Linked DNA regions of Mus musculus: regions 2, 3 and 4 are each linked to region 1. A link is a loop called in an ENCODE intact Hi-C map of the cell type or tissue named here. Cell type or tissue: left cerebral cortex. All regions are shown on one strand. Each heading gives the region's core, and the rest is flanking DNA. Links, peaks and the distances in the headings are about the cores only.

What was found. Peaks named below come from ENCODE experiments on the same cell type or tissue, not always from the same donor. Only the 100,000 strongest peaks of a DNase experiment are listed, where the experiment ranks them.
Region 2: it touches region 1 in a loop (3-fold over the local background); 3 of 42 quality-filtered maps call a loop at or near these places.
Region 3: it touches region 1 in a loop (6-fold over the local background); 7 of 42 quality-filtered maps call a loop at or near these places.
Region 4: it touches region 1 in a loop (4-fold over the local background); 4 of 42 quality-filtered maps call a loop at or near these places.

What each region holds. Positions count from the first base shown.
Region 1 is chr5:41,885,969-41,889,364 of GRCm38, reverse strand. No RefSeq gene overlaps it. Among named protein-coding and RNA genes, the nearest start is that of Mir6414, 3.7 kb to the left of the region's middle. In left cerebral cortex, for the core only: CTCF peaks have their summits at 437 and 1,443 (motif pointing left); DNase peaks (open chromatin) are centred at 394 and 1,432.
Region 2 is chr5:42,163,285-42,166,680 of GRCm38, reverse strand. The region is part of intron 1 of Gm16223 (predicted gene 16223); the gene reads right to left. Among named protein-coding and RNA genes, the nearest start is that of Gm16223, 97 kb to the right of the region's middle. In left cerebral cortex, for the core only: no CTCF peak of the experiment used is centred there; a DNase peak (open chromatin) is centred at 1,678.
Region 3 is chr5:43,234,880-43,238,275 of GRCm38, reverse strand. It overlaps Cpeb2 (cytoplasmic polyadenylation element binding protein 2), which reads right to left. Exons shown (of 12, transcript NM_001368806.1): 1 at 3,188-3,396; 2 at 688-969. Gm7854 (predicted gene 7854) reads left to right here and starts at 2,922. Exons shown (of 8, transcript NR_028417.2): 1 at 2,922-3,324. In left cerebral cortex, for the core only: a CTCF peak has its summit at 1,587; DNase peaks (open chromatin) are centred at 853, 1,570 and 2,141; H3K4me3 peaks cover 2,500 bases; H3K27ac peaks cover 2,341 bases.
Region 4 is chr5:42,172,547-42,175,942 of GRCm38, reverse strand. The region is part of intron 1 of Gm16223 (predicted gene 16223); the gene reads right to left. Among named protein-coding and RNA genes, the nearest start is that of Gm16223, 110 kb to the right of the region's middle. In left cerebral cortex, for the core only: a CTCF peak has its summit at 1,653; DNase peaks (open chromatin) are centred at 711 and 1,648; H3K27ac peaks cover 423 bases.

The DNA.
Region 1 (3,396 bases), core at 269-2,768:
TTTGGCATCATTCACAGAGTACCAAAATCAACCCTCTTTTTGTTTGTTTGCTTGTTTGTTTTGCCTTCCAAATCCTGAGTCTCATCTGCAAAATGAAAAGAAAAAAAAAAATAAGCTGTGAATTTCCATAATTTACTTTTGTTTTCTATGACTTGATTACGGCAAGTGATGTATGGGAGCTGAGCGGAATGACAAGGAAGGAACAGGGTGAAGAGGGAAGGACTTCATGCCAACAAGCCAAGCTGCCAGCCTCCATTGTATAATCATTAGCTGACTGCTGGAAGCTCCTGTCCCCTAAAGATTTGGGGGAAGAGAGAGCAACGACTAGAATCTATCAAATGGGGTGCACTTGTGAACAGATTTGAATTAAAGAATTATTGGTCTCTTCCCTGGCTAAGCTGGGGAGTAGAAAGAGTATGTAGGAAAAAATAGAGAAACACTCCCCCCTGCTGCCTGTATGCTGGATAGCAATATAGATAATAAAAAAAAGAGAGGATAGATTCACCTTCTCAGAAAAACATCCTCTAAATGTTTGCAAAGAATACCTTCTGAGCAGATATTTAAATTTGTGTAGAATGTTGTCCCTGTTTAAAAGCTTTTTTTTTTTAAACCTATGAGGGTTGTACAAATAATGATAAGATTTTGTTACAAGGGTTATGCTCTTTGCAGGACATTTTATTATTTATTGCATTATTTGGACAAAAAAAAATGGTCCTCAGTCAAAATGACAAAATCACGGTGAATTAAAACTCTTGTTTCTGCCCAGAACACTTTGGGATGCAAATGTCCCCTACCTACATTTGTTGGTGGTGTTGGTGGAGTTGATGGTGTTGGTAGTGTTATGTTCTTTTTCCTGGTATCCACACTGATGAAAAGCTCTTATCTCTGTGAACTGCAGCATAGCCAAGCTTTGATTTCACTGAACTTTAGAGGCCAATGCTCAGAATTAGAAAAGCTTAATACCACCAAGCTTTCTCTTAAAAAGCCAAAGTAGAAGGAAAAAGTCCTTTTGTTTCTGCTGAAGTGTTCCTGTAAAGGACAGAGGCAAACACTAACAGCACTGACTTTTAGCTCCGTGGATGCCACTGATACGGGTACCTCCCGAAGATGGCAGGTCTGCCAGCCCTTGATGCAACCCAGGTTTGGCTTATTGTATTCCAGAGAGGTAGAAAATTGTCTTCCAACGTAGAGAGTGTGCCAGCAGGCTTGCCAAGGTCAAAGAAAAATTGAATTACCCACAACAAACACTCACCACACAATCGAATTACACTAATCAGAAAAACATTTGATCTTGCAACTGACTTTTCCAGAAAACTTACCTTTGAATCACTCTGAGCCACATGTCAGCATCCTGTTGACCAAGTTCTTCTAATAGCCAGCATCTTAAAATAGCAAGTCGGTTAAGACTTGCCTGTCTACCCACATCCTTTTGGCTCCCCCCAGTGGCCACCTTCAGTCATAGCTGGCAATTTCCACACAGATTTCTTACCATTAAGAACGTAGGGGAATCACCATCCCTGACCTCAAGCTGTACTACAGAGCAATTGTGATTAAAACTGAATGGTATTGGTATAGCGACAGGCAGGTAAATCAATGGAATAGGATTTAAGACCCAGAAATGAACCCACACACCTATGGTCACTTGATCTTTGACAAAGGAGCTAAAACCATCCAGTGGGAAAAAAAGACAGCATTTTCAACAAATGGTGCTGGTTCAACTGGCAGTCAACATGTAGAAGAATGCAAATTGGTCCATTCTTATCTCCCTGTACAAACTTCAAGTCCAAATGGATCAAGGACCTCCACATAAAACCAGATACACTGAATCTAATAGAAGAGAAAGTGGGGGAACGCCTCCAACACATGGGCACAGGGGAAAACTTCCTGAACAGAACACCAATGTCATATGCTCTAAGATCAAGAATCAGCAAATGGGACCTCATAAAATTGCTTCTTATAAAATTGCTTACCTTATAAAATATAAAGCAAAGGACACTGTCAATAGGACAAAAAGGTAACCAACACATTGGGAAAAGATCTTTACAAACCCTACATCTGATAGAAGGCTAATATCCCATATATACAAAGAACTCAAGAAGTTAGACTCCAGAAAATCAAATAACCCTATTTAAAAATGGAGAACAGAGCTAAACAGAGAATTCTCAACTGAGGAAACTCAAATGGCTGAGAAACACTTAAAGAAATGTTCAACATCCTTAGTCATCAGGGAAATGCAAATCAAAACAACCCTGAGATTCCATCTCACTCCAGTCAGAATGGCTAAGATCAAAAACTCAGGTGACAGCAGATGCTGGTGAGGATGTGAAGAAAGAGGAACACTCCTCCATTGCTGGTGGGATTGCAAGCTTGTACAACCACTCTGAAAATCAGTCTGGCAGTTCCTCAGAAAATTGGACATAGTACTACCTGAGGACCCAGCAATACCACTCCTGGGCATATACTCAAAAAAATGCCCCAACATATAGCAAAGACACATGCTCCACTATGTTCATAGCAGCCTATTTATAATGGCCAGACTCTTGAACGAACACAGATGTTCCTCATCAAAGGAACGGATACAGAAAATGTGGTACATTTACACAGTGGAGTACTACTCGGCTATGAAAAACAATGACTTCATGAAAATCGCAGGCAAATGGATGGAACTAGAAACTATCATCCTGAGTGAAGTAACCCAATCCCAAAGAACACACATGGTATGCACTCACTGATAAGTGGATATTACTCCAAATGCTTTTAAATTAGTCTTAATGTTACACAAGATACAATTCACAGAATATGAAGCTCAAAAAGAAGAAAGACCAAAGTTGGATGCTTCAGTGTTTCTTCACAGGAGGAAATATGGAGACAAAATGTGGAGCAGAGACTGAAGGAAAGGCCACCCAGAGACTGTCCCACCTGGGGATTCATCCCATATACAGTTGCCAAACCAGGACACAATTGTGGCTGTCAAGAAGTGCATGCTGACGGGAGCCTGATATGGCTGTCTCCTGAGAGGCTCTGCCAGAGTCTGACAAATGCAGAGATGGATGCTCACAGCCAACCTTTGGACTGAGCTTGGGGTCCCAAAGGAGGAGTTGGAGAAGGGATGAAAGAGCTGAGGTAGTTTGCAGCCCCATGGTGGGCGCAACAGTGTCAAGTGGCCAGCCTCTCCCCTCCCCCAAGCTCCCAGGGACTGGGCAACCAACCAAAGGGTCACATGGAGGATACCACGGCTCTAGCCACATACGTGACAGAGGATGACTTTGTTGGACATCAGTGGGTTGGAGCAGCCCTTAGTCCTGAGGGGGTTCAATACCCCAGTGTAGGGGAATGCCAGGGTGGGAAGATGGGAGTGGGTGGGTGGGTGGGGGAGCACACTTATAGAGGCAGGGG
Region 2 (3,396 bases), core at 203-2,702, 280 kb before region 1:
CTTCATTGACCCCACTGGATTCAACACAGCACATGGTGTGATTCATTTACTTACACAAGCACCAGTAAGTCTTCATATAAATCCTGTTGTTAGTCAGGAAAGAAGCTGGTCCCAGAGCACAGAGAAAATGTGAGAGTCTCGTGGACACTACTGGAAAAGGACCAAGTCTCTACAGTGGCATTTTGCCATGGGTCAATGGGAGAATGAGGAGAATGAGAGAAACTTGGTCCACAATTAACTTAGGGGAAGATAGCACATTTCTGTGGACAAAAGTATGCCTCATCCCCTAGGCAGCATAGTCATTCTCTCTCTCTCTCTCTCTCTCTCTCTCTCTCTCTCTCTCTCTCTCTCTCTCTCTCACACACACACACACACACACACACACACACACACACACACACCTATAATAAGCACATTATGCTTGCACTAAAGGAATAGTGGCCAACCAAAAACATATCACTTAGTCCTTGGGTTTTCAGACAAGAGTTTCAGTGTTGGGTCTGGGTCAAGGCTGGATTTAAGTGAGTTGCTTAGGTTTGAAACCATGAGAATAATGAATTCAAATTACTAGAAAATTAATAAAGTTTTATAACATACAGGTGTAGTAGGCTGCACTGTCATTCTAGCACTGAGGAAGCAAATAGCAAGAGCACCAGAAGTTCAAGGTGATCCTTGACTACATATAAGGTTCAAAGCCAGTCTAGGCTACATAATACCATGTCTCACAAACTCAACCAAGCAAACAAAATCAAATACATATGCTTATGTGTATACCCTTATATGTACAACCTGAGCAGGAGCAGCAAAACTCTGTGCATGTAGCCAAGCAATTACAGAGGTGAGAATAACCAGTCTGCCTTGCCTCACAATCAAGAGGAAAAGTAAATTATGGCTCACTGTGCACCAAGTTTCCTTGGGTAAGGATAGGATCCTCATGAAAGAGCAGTAATAGCACTGAAGAAAAAAACAAAAGAGAAACCGCTATGTTGAAGCACAGAGAAGCGTATAGATTTTACCTTTTACACCTTACTTCTAAGATGCCCTCTAATCTCTCACCCACTTATAAACACATCTCAGATAGGTATTCGGCTGAGAGAACACCAGGATAATCACTCCTCTTCTTGACCCAAAGAGGTGGGCGAGCAAACTACTCTCTTTCTTTAACAATCACCATTTGGGGAAAATGGCAGGAATTGGGTAGATTTTGAAAGGAAACTTTAATATGAAGACCCCACTGTGGCTTCTCTGTAGGGAGCCAAGAAGAGGGCTGATAATTTTGAATGTGAGAGAACTCTGCAGTAGGGAAGACAAGAAAACAGTCAGGAAGAAGCTATAAGGATTGAAGAGGAGCTCATTCATTCTGTCCTTGGCCCCCTGAGGATACAGCCTGTCATTTAGCCTTGATATGTGGGGCTACATTGGTGCTCTAGAGAGAATACAGAGGCAACGCCAGAGGAACAGATGCTAACTAGGTCTCAGAACAAGATAGAAACATGATATAAGCCAAATGGGAAGCAGAGACCAGAAACCAGAACAAGGAAGGATGAGACCACCCGAGAGGACAAAGGGAAGTTCTGGGGACTCAATAAGAGACATCCTCCCTTGCAGGTGGATCTGTGCCTCCTCCAGAGGGCTCAGGCAAGGATAAGATGGACAGTGTCCAAGGGAGGCTAATGACCTGCTCATCTGGGTTTCTTTGTTCTCTGAAGGCATGTACATCCACATTAGTATGCTCAGCAGAAGGCCTCTCTTTGTTGTGGCAGGTGCTGCAGGAATGTAGAACAGCTGAGGCTTCATAAAATCCTGAGCCTGCAGAGAGCCCCAGGAGGTCAGAAAGCCCAAGTCCCTGCCCCTCACATCTGGCCCATCAGTGGAATGTGCCACAGCTCAGAAGTATTTTGAAAATCATGTTTATTGTACTTCACCGTCTTATTTGGAGAGGTATGTGCTTTCTTTGGAGAAAAGGAGGGACATGTAACACAAAATTTATTTTCTAATCTTATTACCTAATAGTCATCACTGTAAACACTTCAGTAAGGACATTTCTTTCTTCCTCTTATTCTTCCACCTCATGAACTATGAATCCAGGGAAGAGTGTTTTGGGGTTTGTTTTGTGTGTGTGTGTGTGTGTGTGTGTGTGTGTGTGTGTGTGTGTGTGAGAGAGAGAGAGAGAGAGAGAGAGAGAGAGAGAGAGAGAGAGAGAGAGATCTGTGTATCTGGGCATGCATGGTGTGTTATAATTATATAAAAAAATGGAAGTTGATATCCCAGAATTAACAAAGCTTTGAATAAGGAGATATTAAATAAGTATGATACAACCTAAGTATAACTAACTCCTTCCTCAAACCTGGATAACAGGTTTATGATCCAGCAACCCCTCTTCTGGGTATTTAATAAAGGAAATACAAATCAGTGCCTTAGGGAAGCATCTTTACATCCATGTATATTGCAGTATTGTTTATTAGGCCGCATATAGAAAGAGTCTCAACATTCATCAATGGATAAATGAGTGAAAAAAAAATCTAGCATTGAGCACTCTTCAGTCTGTGACAACATGAAAGAAACTGTAGGATATTGTACTAAGTATATCACTAAACCAGGCTCAGAAAGACAAATTCCTTACAATCACACTTTTATAAGGAAGCTGAACTAGTCAAACACATGGAAGTAGAGGGTTATTTGGTCTTTGCCGGGGCTCTGGAAAAGAGGAAACTGAGAGATGTTGGTAAAACGGCACAAGGATTCAGTTATAAAAGCAAAACAAGATCCAAAGGTCTGACCTATGGTTGAGTGCCTATAGCCAGCTCTGGAGTATTAAAGTTTTTAATTTAACTGAAAGAATAAATATTTTGTAAAGAGTTCTAATACAATGGTATAGTAGTAGTAGTGGCAATACTAGTAATACTAGTAGTAGTAGTAGTAATGTCAACAAATGGAAATGTTGGGAGTCATAGGCATGTCTACGAGCTTGTCTTAGATTTAATTGTCAGTTTTGCACAGCATAGGGTCATCTAAGAAGTTAGCCTTGGGATGCCCCCAAGGTCCCCTAGAGGACTCTTCATGCAATCTTAGGACTACGGGCTAGTGGAACACAACTTCTGTTCCAATCCAATCCCTTGGGACCTGAGACAGCATTAGAGAAGCAGGAAACCCATCCTGACCAGGGTCACAAGTCCCTTCCAGTCAGCGCCAGCACTTGGTCACCTGGGCACAGAGTTGGCAGACACCCCCAAGGTCCCTAGAGGACAGCTTCTGAGACAGACCCCATTTTGGGCTCTAGACATCTGGGCACCTTCCCTTCCAGAGGAGAGGTGTCCGCTCTGCCTGGGAGGGCTTTGCCGGAGCTCCTGGGGGAGCCATCTTGGTTCCCGGATCCCTCTGAGACTAGTCTGTGCA
Region 3 (3,396 bases), core at 163-2,662, 1.3 Mb before region 1:
CCACCCAAGAAAAAGAAAAATAGAAATGAAAAACAATCAAACTATCTTAAATTTTTGTTTCATCCTCTTAACAGTTTTGAGAAAAACTGAATCTCATTGGCAAGAATCACAAAATATTAACAGTTCTGGAAAAATGATTTCCATTAATATTATTAGGCCATCATCAGTTGGAAAAAAAATCACATATACACATATGTCTATATTTATAGTCACTGAACCAGTGAGGTAATTTAAATTAGATTCAGAGTCTTAATATTTTTGTACCACAATCACAGCAGTATTAAGAATAATCTAACATGTACACAGCTGACCACAGAAAAACCTATGCACAACTGCAGTTACAATTTTTTTATCTTGGCTATATAATCGGAAAGACAATTTTTGCTTGTCTATTTAGAAATAGACAACAAGCACTTTTAAGGAACTGCCAGTTAAAGGCTTCAATCTGTATGAGAGAAACATAGTTTTTTAAAATGTTTGGAAGCTTATTTCCATTCATTGTGTATTTACAGAGAAATTCTTTGTTTCCTCTGTGTATTTTACCCTCTAATAATTAAATGATATGCTTAAAAATTAGAACATTAATTTTGTTAATCTTCCTATACGGCTACTGATGCCTCCAACCACCCCACTTCCTATTTTGAAAGATAAACATTAGAAATGAGGATATTTACATACCATTCTTACCTGTAAGGGTAAGAGTGTGTTACTATTGTTGTCTGTCCTGAACACATTATCTTCAATCCAAGATTTTGGAGTCAGTGATGGAGTAGAGCGAGTGAATTTCGGTGGTGCTATAACATTACCCGAGAACGGCTTCTTCAGCGGAGATATCTGATTCATAGTCCCTGGGATCCCCATGTTGCCGCTCCTGCGGTGATCTCTGCCGTGCATTGCTCCCCAGGACATGCTCGCAGTGCCCCAACCGCTGTTCTGATGGTTGCTCCAAGGAGACTGTTTCAGAAGAGGCTGAGGAAAATATATCTATTTAAATTACAGCCCTTAGAGAGCGTATAATTTAAGTTTTAGAACCACGAATTTAATGAGACCATAAAGAAAGAAACGCAAAAGCCAATAGAATATTTCTTAAGGGGCTTCCAAAAAGAAATCTTCCCATCTTGCTATTTGAAATCTTGTTTACTTCGAGTTAGGGAAGTTTTCACCCTCCTATCTACTAAAGCAGTGATGTCTTGTGATAGTTACTAAAAATATACTTTGAAGCTGCAGTTAGCTTTGAAAATCCTTAAAGTAACCAATATTCTACTCGTTAAATTAGTATTAGTTAAATGTTCTTAATGACCTCAGCTATGGGAGCAAATTTTTTAGACCTTAGGCTTTCTAAACAGTTTGGGCTACTCTGGGAAAACAAAACAAAACAAAAAACAGTGGTAACATTAAGAATGAATTGAAGATGCCTTTAAGGGACACGTCAATACAGGGTGAAACAAACAAACAAACAAACAAACAAAACAAAAAACCCAACTTCATTTTCCTGAATTGTTAATTTAACTTTTAAGGTATTTTATTCCAGTTTTCTTTTCTTTTTTTCACTTAATTATCCTTGAACTGCTAAGCAATTATCTGATGCTACCCATAGGTGGATCCACTGAGATACACAATAAACAACCACAGGCTTTGCTTATTTTTAGTAATCTTAAGGCAAGTCTCTGTTAAGTTCATTGACATTCAAAAGCAAATTATATTCAAATATAGAGTCGATGACAAGTTAAGTCATCGAAACATGGAAAATTCACAGTACATTTTTTAAAAGGACCTGGGAATTGCTAGTATTTGTACTGTCGATAAACTAAGGCTAAATTTTTCTGGGAATATTTAGACAGTGGAAATATAGATTATGACTTTCTAAAACCCAATAAATATGGTAATCATAAAGTTAAACGTTTCCTTTAAGAAAATTTTAAAACCTTGATAATGGATGCTACTACAGGGTTTTAAATGCTAATTTAATCATGCAAACACAGCCTCCTCCGTCCTCATAGCTGAAAAGCACAGCCCAGGAGCCAAGGCACAATTACCCAGTGCACTAGGGCCTTATTTTGCCTACTAAATGACTCACAGTTCAAAGTTCCTCTCCAGTGACCTAAAATTCCATATGAAAGCCGTGTGACCTCTTACAGTCCAAGGTAAAACCCATTTCTTTTTGTTTATTGGAGCACACTACAGTTAAATACAAATCACGGCAGTATGTCCTGCTAACGTTCTATTTTGACTGTGGGAATTCAAAATTATTTATCAATTTCAATGGCAAACTTGTAGTTAAAAAGAGAAGAGTCCGACACACAAAAGACAGTTGCTCATATAAGCCATGGGAAATTGTGTATTACTTCAAAAGTTGATATTTCCCCATTCTTGGGGCATAAAAGACAATCCAACAAATCTGTTAACTTTTACTTGGGTTAATTTCGATAGACTGTTAACTGTGACGTTGGTTAATTTAATCAGCATCCATTCTTGAAAACTTTGGTCAACAGAAAAGTTATGAGAAGAACCAGTTAAGGTCAAATTTTGGTTCCATGACAATCCCTCATCTTGACATTGGATTTCGAATGATCACCATAATAAATGCTATCCCCACTAAAGGTCAAGGAAACTCTCAACATCAGCGAACTCAACGGCCACCCAAAATCTGCCTTGGGCGGAGTCCGGGTTGGGGGCAATAACAGAAAACATCCTGAGTCAGAAAGGACACAGAGTAGCCAAGCGCCTGCTTGGTGTCATTTCATGATACCGCATACCCCCTGATTCCGGTACACACCCATGTCGAGACATCTAGGAGGAAACACATTAAAACCTAGATTCAAGGGCGCCTTGGGTCTTCAACCCTTCAAGATGTGACCAAACATTAAAAAGAGCAGAAGTCGAGAGCACTCCAGCCCGCGGCCGCCCGCCGCGCGCAGACTGACAGTTCCTCCCAGCTCTGACAGCCCGCGGGTGCGGCTGCAGGTGCCGCCTCGGCTTCATTAGCCCAGCTCAGGACAAACTCCAGAAGGGAACAACCCCAGTTCTGGTCCCCTCGGTCACCCCGGGGAAGGACCCAGCCCTAGCTGCTCACTCTCCGCCCGCCTTCCCGAGAGTGCTGCCCCGACCCCGGGTCCGCCGCCAAGCCGGAGCGCCCGGGGCGTTCGAGGGGGCTTGGCGGCTCCTGTTCCCACCGCGCACGCCTTACCTGGTGGTGGTTGTACGAGTTCCTCTGCTGCAGGAAGGCGGCTGCGGCAGCCTGGTGCTGCTGCTGCAGCTGCGGGCTGACGGGTGACCTCCGGCTCTGCGGCTGCTGCGGCGCCGCCGCCGGCGGCTGCTGTTGAGGTAAATTCATGGCGGGCGGCGCGGGCACCGTGGGAGCAGAGAACGGGCCGCCGAAGCCGCCGCCGCCGCCGC
Region 4 (3,396 bases), core at 394-2,893, 290 kb before region 1:
CATACACAGAATGGCAGTCTTTCTTAGTAAGTCCGAAGCACCCGAGAGCGCAAGGACAAAGCCTAAGCACTTTCTGTTTCTACCTCTGTGCTTGCACACACAAGGGTCTCAATCTGTGTTTGTTGATTGATTGTTTTTACTCAGTCTATCCTTCCTTTTTGATCCTGCAATGTACTGAAAAGAAAAAGTTAAAAGGAGAGCCTTCTCAGAAATCAAACAACTAAAATCACAAAATGTTCTTTTCTAAAAATAACACATTCCCCAAACACTTGAGGCAGAGCTGTGTGTTTTCTCCTCAACCCTTAATGAGAGCAAGATGCTACCACCTCCTCTTTCATTTTGCCTGCATCACGTCTGTGTTGCCTGGAGATTTGTGACTGTTGTTTCAAGAAAGATCAAATGACAACAGGAGATGGATAGTCTCCTTGATTAAAAAGTGGCACTCAAATACATCAGTGTCTTCTGCGTCCATGGAGGAGAGAACAATTCAACAGCTGGTGTTTGCAGCAAAGGCATGCATCTAGCAATGCTCTAAGGCTGGCTACCACCATATCCTCAGTCCAGACCCCATCCCCCTATGGGACACATAGCACGCAAGGTTCAATGGTAGCTTCCATAAAGGAGCTAGAATTTGGCACTGATGGACTCTGGAGATGAAAAGCATTGCCATAGCATAGCAGACCATCATACATTCAAATTCCAGCTCAAACATCTACTAGCTGTGTGAGCCCAGAATGTCCCTCAGCCTCTCTGACATCTGTGACAGCATTTGGAGAATACGGGATACACCTAGTGAAACTGCTGAAGTGAAGGAATGAAATAACACAGTATTAATCATCTTGTCACATAGAGCTCATTAACAGCAGCCGATATCATTAGGTACCCAGACCCATGCCTGTTATTGTACCCAACACCTGATGAACAACTACACAGTGTGTGTGTGTGTGTGTGTGTGTGTGCACATGTGTGTGCAGCAGGCTAGGTATTTCTATCCCAGTGTTCTTATGAATCTCCTGATAGCTTGTTAGCTGGGTATAATGTTTACATTGTAGCTGGAGAAGCTCAGTTTCTGAGAAGCTGCAGTCTGTGGCAAAGTGGACTGATTTCTTTTTGCATGTTTTCATGCCTCTGTTTTGTATTCTCATAGGGCTAAGAGTTGATAAGGACCTTGGTCCCATCAAATTCATACAAGTCCTGGAAGAATTTGTGACACAGGGGCAGACTAGCCATAAGGATTCTCATTAATGCTATGACTTTAAGCTTGAACTCTGCATCTCAGATTTTCCCACTCCAAGAAATAGAAAAGAACAGATCAAAACTCCTCTCTTGTCACTGTGCCAAACCAGGAGAGAACTGACTTCAACTGCCTCTCATCCCTCATTCCTGTAGATATCTGCTTGACAAATAGGAAAAACGCCATTCTCTGGCCCTTTAAAGATGAACTCTTTAAAGATGAACTATTCTCCTTGCAAGAAAAAAATCAGAGCCTTTCTTTTTTTCTTTCCCATTAAATATTCCCATATATCTTGCATGTAGTTTTTTTTTTTCTGTATATATCTGTCATTTAATCCTTAATTTCACAGATTGCTTCTGTCTTTGCAGAGTAGATGCAGACGGTGGTAAAAGGCCTTGAGCTCCCTCAAGAGGCTATAATGTTATCCACACGTAGTACCATTGCCTTATTGCTGAATAGATAAAGGTATTGGCACCAGGGGCAATGTCTCATTATGCATAAAAAGTCAAGACCTCTAAAGGATGACATTCCAGACACCATATCCTTCTCTGGAAATGAACAACACATTTCCTATTGCTGGATTGCTGGTTTCTGATTTGCTCGATAGCTGGATATTCTGATGACAATAGTTGGACTTGCCCCCAAGGAACCCAATGACCCTAATCATCAGAAAGTATACTATAGAGTTCTATAACCACTTCCCACTCTAGTCTTCTTTCCTACCTAGTGATTGGGGTGGGGTGTTGGAAGTAATTAAGGTGGAATAAGGTTTGGAAGAGTGGTAATGGTATAAGAGCCCAAGAAAATAATCAAACAATAATACAAACACATAAGAAACATGAAAATCTAGACATCTACCTGGCAATAAGAAGACAAACATTCTTCTCATTTCTTCCAATGAGAAGTCGATGACATGACCACTGGAGGAGAATGGAGTTAATAAGCCACTATGAACTGCTACCAAGACCTGTAAGACCAAAGTAAAACACAACAAGTGAGAGGCACTTAGCAGGCAGCCTACCAACTGCAGAGAACTGCAGGATGACAGGAGTCATCTACCACAGACAAAGAAGACACCAGCCACAGCGTAAAGTATCTTGGTAACTAAGACTCACTGCCTGAATGTCCTGCCCTTGGGCCCAGGTTCTGCATGCGAAGTATTGCATTGTGGCAAATATAATTTGGAGTAATATTCAATTAACTAACATATAGTATGGCCGTCTATGGAGAATAAAACTATGAGATACTTCCATTATTTGTCATAAAATACAGTGGATTTGTCTCTCAGAGAGATACTTTCAGTTCTTAAACTCCATTACTAATGGGACCATATTTAAAAAAGGAGTAATTCTAGATGTCATTCCTTCTTGTAAGAAGGGAAAAAGTTGTTTATAAATGCATGCATAAAGACATATGGGAGAACATTGTGTGGCATTGAAGACAGATGTTAGAGTGACACATCTGCAAGATGTACTAAGGTTGGTAGGCAACCATCAGAAAATAGAAAAGGAACATAGAGAGATATCTCTCTGGTGCTTGGAAAGAGATCATAGTCCTGCTAATAACTAGCCCCCATATCTGGAAGAGGGTAAATTTTACAATTAAAATTACCTCCCATGTGGATAGGTATTATGGCAGACTTAGCAAGCTGGTAGATTAACATATTTCTTCCCCGAGTGGCCATATGAAAGTCTATAAACAACTACAAAGAAGGTCTCATTCCGAGTTCCTTTCAAGAAAGGCAGATTAGCACCAGTTGTCATGTGTGCTGTTCTCAGTTCCCTGGCTGAAGATCATGAAAGGATTTTCAGACTCAGAGACTGAGAACATAATCTGGAGGCATCAGTAGCAGGCCAACAGGAATCATAGCTTTTATGTTCTTGAAAACATGAGAGAAAAGAAGGCAGAGATTACCAGTACAATATAAGTCCTTCAATATGAGAAAGAGAATAGCAGATATGGTTTTCCAAAATAGCACTGTAAAATATGTGTTTATTTTATTATTACCAGCAGGCTTCCTTCTCAACAGTATCTTTTATTTCACACATTGGACACTCTGGTTGCAGAAACAGCTTCTCTTTTGCATAAAAAAAATAAGTGATCATGATGGTCTTTTAGTCTCATCTGAGTCCCAGAGTAGGAAAATCATCTATCAGAAGTGG